Linked DNA regions of Homo sapiens: region 1 is linked to region 2. The links are chromatin contacts, found by POLR2A ChIA-PET in ENCODE. All regions are on one chromosome and are shown on one strand. The core of a region is the stretch at or near the end of the contact, and the rest is flanking DNA. Distances in the headings are between cores, read along the strand shown.

Region 1 (3,724 bases), core at 1,146-3,645, 2.8 Mb before region 2:
AGTCCTTGGTCCTTAGGACGTAAGACACTTGGCTTCACTGGCTACTGGAGGAATTCATTCCTTTTTGGCAGTGTGAATCAAAGGGGCTGGGCAGTTACCTTTGGGAGGGTCAGCAAGCGCTCAGAACGTGCCCATGTGCCAGGCTGCTTGTGGCTTTTGTCCCTCAGCTTTCTCTGAATGCTGTGGATCTGCTGAGCTGTGGGCTTACTCTTTGGGGTTTTCTGGTGATAGCTAAGCCTCCTGGGGATGATTCACTACATGTTCAAAACACCAAACGAGGCCAGGTGCGGTGGCCCACACCTGGAATCCCAGCACTGCGGGAGGCTGAAGCAGGCAGATTGCTTGAGCCTAGGAGTTCGAGACCAGCCTGGACAACAAAGTGAGACCTTATCTCTACAAAAAAATCAAAAAATTAGCTGGGCATGGTGCTGTGCACCTACAGTCCCAGCTACTCGGAAAGCTGAGGTGGAAAGATCACCTGAGCCTGGAGAGGTCGAGGCTACGGTGAGCCATGATCACACCACTGCACTCCAGCCTGGGCAACAGAGTAAGACCCTGTCTCAAAAAAAAGAAAAAACCACAAAACACACACACACACACACACACACACACACACACACACCCCAAATTCTATCTAGGCCAGCGCTAACACTGTATTAGTGCCTCCTGTGAGCCAGGGACTTTGCAGACATTGTCTACATTGTATGTTGTATGAGTTCTTGGGGCTGCCATAACAAAATAGCAGACTAGGTGGCTTAAAAGACCGACATTTCTTCTGTCACAGTCCAGAAGACTGGAAATCTGACAGCAAGGTGCCAAGGGTTGGTCTCCTCTGCAGCCTCTCCTTGGCTTGTAGAAAGCATCTTCTCTCTGTGTCCTCCAGTGGTCGTCTCTCTGTGTGTGTCTGTGTCCTAATCTCTGCTTAGAAGGACAGCATCACGTTGGCTCAGGGCCACCCTACTCCAGTGGGACCTCATCTTAATGTCATGGCCTCTTTAAAGGCACCATTTCCAAATGCAGTCACGTTGTGAGGCAGTGAGGTTTAGGACATCCACGTATAGATTCAGGAGGATCACAGTTAAGCTTATCACATGTGTTACTTGATAAACCCCAGCAGCGGCTGCACAATTAGAGTAGAGAAGGAAAGTCCTGGGATTGGCATTTGCCGCCATGTCTGACACCTCCTGGGGAACGGACTCCACACCAGCAGCCACACGCAGTCTCTGCCCTGTCCTCAGGAGACAGCAGACCTGGTTTCCCTTCTGCAGACCCTGGTTGGGCCCTTCCTGTGCAAGGTTCCTTCTTCCTGCCTCCTGCCACAGGCCCCAGCTGGCGGCTCCCCCCAGGGCAGGTGTGCATCTGCAGAGCGCTCATCTCCCACGTGCTGAGTCATGGCTTTGCGCAGCCCTCCCCATACTTAGGACCCTCAAAGGATCATCTTCATTCTCCCAGGCACTGAGTCGCAGAGCTGGGCCGGGCCTGCCCGAGGCCAGGTAGCCAATGGTGGGGAAGCCAGAGAGCAAAGCCAGGCCTGGAGCCCCAGGTGGCACAGCCGGGCAGAAACGATCCTTGCGTGGGAGCGTCAGTCTTCTCGTGGCCACAGGAAATGAGGAAAGAGACAGGGGAAATCATTTTAATGTCATGTCTTTTCTTTAACCTAAGAAACCTCAAATGTCATGTAAGCATAGAATCCATATAAAAATTGTTCATGAAATGGTTAACAATTCTTCTCCCATGAAGTCCTCACACTCTAGGATATATTTTATCTCATGGTGCAGTGTGGCCTGGCTACGTCTCAGGTGCTAGGTGGCCACACGTGGCTGGGACCGTAGGTCTGGGCAGCACAGCTCCAACCCTGGCCGTGCCCACGCCCCCTGCCATCTATAGCCAGGCAGAACACACTGAGACCCCCCGTATAGTGTACGTCATGCAGTTCACCATCCCCTTTGTGCATGGTACCCATTGCTCGTTAAATAAGCACTTTCTAAAGAAGTCAGAAAAAATTGTAAATTACCAATATTTTTCCCTGAGAGATGCTTACAGGTCCAATGTTTCACACACTCCCCCTCCCCTTGTATGAAGTGAGTTGGGGTCGATAAAGATGAGGAGGAGGGAAGGAGGATGACGGGGAGGATGGAGAGGAGGGGAGAGAAGAGGAGAAGAGGGAGGGGGAAGGAGGAGTGAGAAGGAGGAGGGAGGGGGAAGGAAGAGGGGAGGGGGTAGTGGGTCAGGCTAATAAATGCAGTTGTAAGGATTGCCGTGGATAAAAATGCAGCGCGGAGGAGGAACAAGGAACGGCCCGTTTAAATCTGCCCAGACTCAGAGGCCGTTTAGGGCCGGTGAGAGTGATGTTTGCCGAAGGGCATCCAGCCCCACGTCCCACTCTGCCCTGCCTTGGCGGTGCCTCAAAGCCCTCCCAAGCCCTTACGGTAAAGGCTCAGACCTGGGACCTTAGCACAGCTTCTGAACCAAGAGCTGTGGCTGAGCCCTGCAGGTGTCATGACATTTATCAAGCTGTCTTGCCACGAATTTTCTCTGACAACACACAGCCTGTTTTTAATTCATGAGTGGATCGATCGTGCTCTTTCCAAATGCAGGTGAAAATTAGCTGTTTAGGACTGAAAGGAATGTTTTAAATGCTTGTTCATTCCTGCATTCATCCATCCCCACACACACATATTAAAAATACTTTTTATTATGTGCCCACTCTGCATAGGACAGTGATAAACTTTGTACATGAAAATTCCGGCTTCACCACCAGCTAGTTGGGTGATCTTGGGCAAGTTACTTTCTCTCTCTGTGCTTACTTAAGATGGTAACATGATACGATGATAACATTATGTAAAGTGAGTGAGTCCACATGTGTGGTGCACCCCCTTGTACATAGCAAGTGCTGTGTGTTGTTTGGTGTTACTAATTTTCTTCTTATTGCTATTATTGTAAAAAAAAAAAAAAAAAAAAAGGAAGTCCTTGTGTCTGTCCTCAGAATACCTCACAGTCTAATCAGGAGACCAACAAAATTACAAAAGCACACTCAGAGCAGTGATGGGTATGAAGAGCTCAGGACAGAAGCAGGACTCCCTGGGGCTGTAGAGCCCACAGGCCAGCAAGAGAAGCTACGGGGAGGGCTCACATAGAGGGAGAGACAGGGGTGTCCTTCCCCACTTCCCAGGGTTGAGACAAGCATAAGCAAATATTTAAATACTGTATTTTTTTAAAAAAAAGATTTGATTTGGGGCACCTGCTGCAAACCTCTCCCACTCAGTATCGCCAAGGCTGTAGGGTCCAGGTGTCCCCCTAATACCGGCTCCACCCAGTCCAGCTTTATCCCACAAAGAGCTCTGCCTTCCAAAACACCTGGCTCTGCAGACCCATCCAAATGTAACTCGCAGAGCGATTGCTGGGAGACAGCCACCCTCTGTGATGAATCCATGTCTCTGTGAGTGGCTGGCAGCTCCTAACACATCCCACTGAGATCTCAGTTTCTGAGAGGATGCCCGCTGGGTGAGGCTGCAATTTATTAACACAGGTTGGAATTGTCTCAGGCTGTGTAGAAGATGTCTGGCTCTGCAGATGGCCCTGGCTGAGACTCTGTCTCCCGAGGGTAGCTGTTTTCCTCTTGAATCCTGGAAGCTCAAAGCTCCCTTCTCCCCTAGGACATCGCCCAGAGCAGCAACATCCTGCGGAAAAGAGTGTCAGTGGCATCTTTTGTTATGCAGAGGAG
Region 2 (3,691 bases), core at 551-3,050:
CATGGCTGTTGCTGATGATGCTGGTGCCAGAGTAGTGTTTTAACCTTAGCGCTCTCCCATGGTAACCACAAAGGCAGCAGGAGGGCAGGTGGGAGGTTCCAGAGTTGTCAGCACGTTGGTGAAATGCCTGCCCTCATTTTAACGACGCCGTGGATGTTTGTGTTTGCCTTCCGTTGGCTGTTTCAAACTTAACTTTCTAGTTTGACAATCATATTTTACCTTCAGTGATTCTTTTGTTTCAGAACTGATTGTGTCCTCTAATAGCTAACTAATATTTTTGTATATTTTGATTATTTCTAGTAATTTTTGTTAATTTTATTCATATATACACAATTTGGAAAATCCTCTTGCTGTAGTTATGAATACTTTTTATAGATGCTAAGATTTTAAAATTGCTGGAATAGATAATAAATTTGCAATTTTATTTTTAAATGACTTACCTTTTTTCCCCTACTGTGTCAGGAACCTTAAAGGCGGTGTTTCAAGGTTGGTGGGTCTCATAACTGCTTTGCTTGCTTTTCCCTGAAAGGGGTCTGTCTTTTCACGGGAGTTTCTCTAACGTGCTTTGCAGAGTGATGCTTGCCTTACTGCAGGCCGCTGATTGTTTTGCTAATGCTTTTTATCTTTGCTTTGGGAAACTGCAGATCTGAAGCTGTCTTATTTATGGCAACTTCTGTTTGAGGCCCTAATGCTTATGTTGGTGTGGAACATCAAAAGAATGCTTCTTAACCCATTTTCAAGCCCCAAAAAGTTGATATTTCACTAGACCTTAGCTTTTCAGCTGTTGGAGAAGTATGCGTTTTTCCAGAACCATTGTCCATTCACTTTAGTGCTACTCAAAAGAGCTGCTCCCAGAAAGCTCTGGAGGATAAAAACAGGGCTTCCTTATCTGGGGATTTGCTGTTAGGCTGACAGTGACCAGCTGGTGACAAGTGTGACGCCGGGCACAGCAGTCCTGTGAGGCTGGTCTGGTGTCTTGCTGGTTCCGTCTGGTCAGAATTAAAGCAGCCCCCCGGGAAAGTTGGCCTAGAATGTAGAACTTAAAATGGCAGTCCTCTTTTTTCTTTTTGGTTCACATATATTTAATGTAATTTAGGTACACTTTTTTACATCTGTCAGATTTGAATGAAATAACTGATGTTTTTATTGAACATTGTGTTCATGCTTTTGAAGAATTAAACTGCTTTTTCTAAAGGTGACGTGGGATTGTGTGTATGTGAACATGAATGTCTGTTTTCAGTTTCTGCATTATTTAGATGCCTAGCGTGTGCAAGATATTTTATGTAGCATATTAATTTTGAATGTTTTTAAATTATTGAGGTTATGTCCTTAAGTAAATATAATGATTAAAATGTTTTACTCTGGAAGAAAACAAAGTTAGGCATTTTAGTGAAAAGAAGTTTATAATTTTCCCTTTCGACATCTTCTGAAGAATGCATTGCATAAAATATTGTGTTCTTATTTTCAAACAGGATTTTAGTCAATGAAATAAGTTCAGCATTCCCTTGAACTTACTTTACTTTTTCCTCTCGTGTTTCAGGAAACTCTTATCACTACTATTGATTCTAGTTCCAGGTATGTGGTAGCTTTCTTTTAAAGCAGTAGTGGGTGGGAGGGCTCATGGGTCCAGGTTGGACAAGGTGCGTCCCCCACCTTCTGGGTTCCTGGGCCTGACACTGTGCTGTCTCAGCAACCTTCTGCTGAAGGCCAGACTGTTCAGAGCACTCAGCCTCAAACTTTCAGGTAGCCGACTGTGAACACTGTCCACAGCCACGTGATCTAGCTGGCTGGCTGCATCCACCCCAAGGAACAAACAGAACAATTGCATTTCCTTTTCCCCCAGGGCAGCATCTTAGGCGGCCAGTCCCACAGCACCTCCCTGGCTCATCCAAGCAGACATTTCCTTCCTTTCAATCCATGTCTGTTTCTTAAACTCTAGTGATTACATTTCCCTAAACATGGGTCAGTTTTCCTTTGTCATTTTTATTAGCTTTAAAGTTGAAGCTGGTAATCTATGTGTAGCACGACTCAATTGTTCTAGGCACCAGATTTGTTTATGATAGTCCAAGTGCACATTAACATCTTTGGCAGCTCTACCATATTGACTTCAGTAGTAGCCACTTTTTTGGACCCAAGCTCAAAACCACACATTTGTATTTCATCCTGTCAAATTTAACTGCCTCAGTCCGTTGGTGTTCTGGAATATTCCCTGCCTGCAGGCAGTATTTCACCTTACTCTTCATTAACAAGCCAGTTTCTTTCTAAAGTGAAATTGAAAAACCCCACCAAACCCCACTAAGACAAAAGTTACACTTGTAATTCTTATGAAAGTTTCACTTGTAATCCTTATGAAAGGATTATACTTGTAGTCCCTATGAAACACATATGTATACCAAGTCTATTTCTAAAGCCTACACATTAATTTCCATTTTTCTAAGAAATTAAGTCAAAGATCAAAATCTAAAGATTCAAATCTAATTTAAAGATTCAAATAGAGGCCAGGCGCGGTGGCTCACGCCTGTAATCCCAGCACTTTGGGAGGCCGAGGCAGGTGGATCACGAGGTCAGGAGATCGAGACCATCCTGGCTAACACAGTGAAACCCTGTCTCTACTAAAAATACAAAAAAATTAGCCGGGCATGGTGGCGGGCGCCTGTAGTTCCAGCTACTCGGGAGGCTGAGGCAGGAGAATGGTGTGAACCCAGGAGGCGGAGCTTGCAGTGAGCCAAGATCGTGCCACTGCACTCCAGCCTGAGCAACAGAGCAAGACTCTGTATCAAAAAAAAAAAAAAGATTCAAATAGAAATTATAGCTCATCCCTCCTTTGTCCCTGATTTGATTTGTAATCTGTAATTTATAGATCGAAATTCTATGCATCAGGACTGTAAATTTAGGCTTTTTTTTTTTTTTTTTTGGTGAATTTAGACCTGTGGACCACACACCAAGTAGTCTGGCCATTCTGTTTCTTAACCCTTTAAATCCACTTCAGCACAGGTAGTAAAGATTAGATTTTCCAAACCTAAGCTTAAAGCTGTGGTGTTAATGGCAGTGTTAATCATCACAGGGCCCATACTCTTCAACTTTACAGCTGGTGGGGCATTCATTTTTTGGTTTGTTTATTTTTGTTAGTTTGTTTTTGAGACAGTCTCGCTCTATCACACAGGCTGGAGTGCAGTGGCGTGATCTCGGCTCACTGCAACCTCTGCCTCCCAGGTTCAAGCGATTCTCCTGCCCCAGCCTCCCAAGTAGCTGGGATTACAATTAGCTACTGCCACCACGCCCAGCTACTTTTTGTATTTTTTGGTAGAAGGTTTTTACTATGTTGGCCAGGCTGGTCTCAAACTTCTGACCTCAAGTGATCCGTCTGCCTTGGCCTCCCAAAGTGCTGGGATTACAGGCGTGAGCCACTGAGCCCAGCCAAGTGGGGCATGAGTTTTCTCATAAAGCCAGCAGGGCAGAGTGATTCCTAGTATAGCAGGGCATGTGTTACACTCATGTCACTTTTAGCAAATCCACGTTGCCTTTTCAGCAAAATTCATTACAGAGTTAAGAAAAACATGCCCTGGTAATTTTCTGTTAGAAGGAGCAAAGATTTTGAGTCCACCACAGTGCACATCATGTCAGCATCATTGCTTTTTGTGTCTTTCTAGTTGGTGGACCAACTGGGTGATCCCTGCCATCTCTGCAGTGG

Evidence for each region. ChIA-PET counts read pairs that join two places held with the same protein, here RNA polymerase II (POLR2A).
Region 1: POLR2A ChIA-PET joins it to region 2 with 15 read pairs in AG04449. The contact joins two enhancer-like sites. POLR2A ChIA-PET finds 5 or more read pairs at or near these places in 2 of 52 experiments (AG04449 and naive thymus-derived CD8-positive, alpha-beta T cell).

What each region holds. Positions count from the first base shown.
Region 1 is chr18:77,097,407-77,101,130 of GRCh38, reverse strand. All of the region lies in intron 2 of MBP (myelin basic protein), which reads left to right. Among named protein-coding and RNA genes, the nearest start is that of MBP, 34 kb to the left of the region's middle. RefSeq lists enhancers at 694-1,452, 1,255-1,474, 2,969-3,724. Within about 2 kb of position 2,395, at least 12 of the 41 ENCODE cell types and tissues checked have a DNase peak (open chromatin) inside an H3K27ac peak, as active enhancers do.
Region 2 is chr18:74,253,625-74,257,315 of GRCh38, reverse strand. It overlaps CYB5A (cytochrome b5 type A), which reads left to right. Exons shown (of 5, transcript NM_148923.4): 4 at 1,541-1,575; 5 at 3,651-3,691. Among named protein-coding and RNA genes, the nearest start is that of CYB5A, 36 kb to the left of the region's middle. Within about 2 kb of position 1,800, at least 8 of the 41 ENCODE cell types and tissues checked have a DNase peak (open chromatin) inside an H3K27ac peak, as active enhancers do.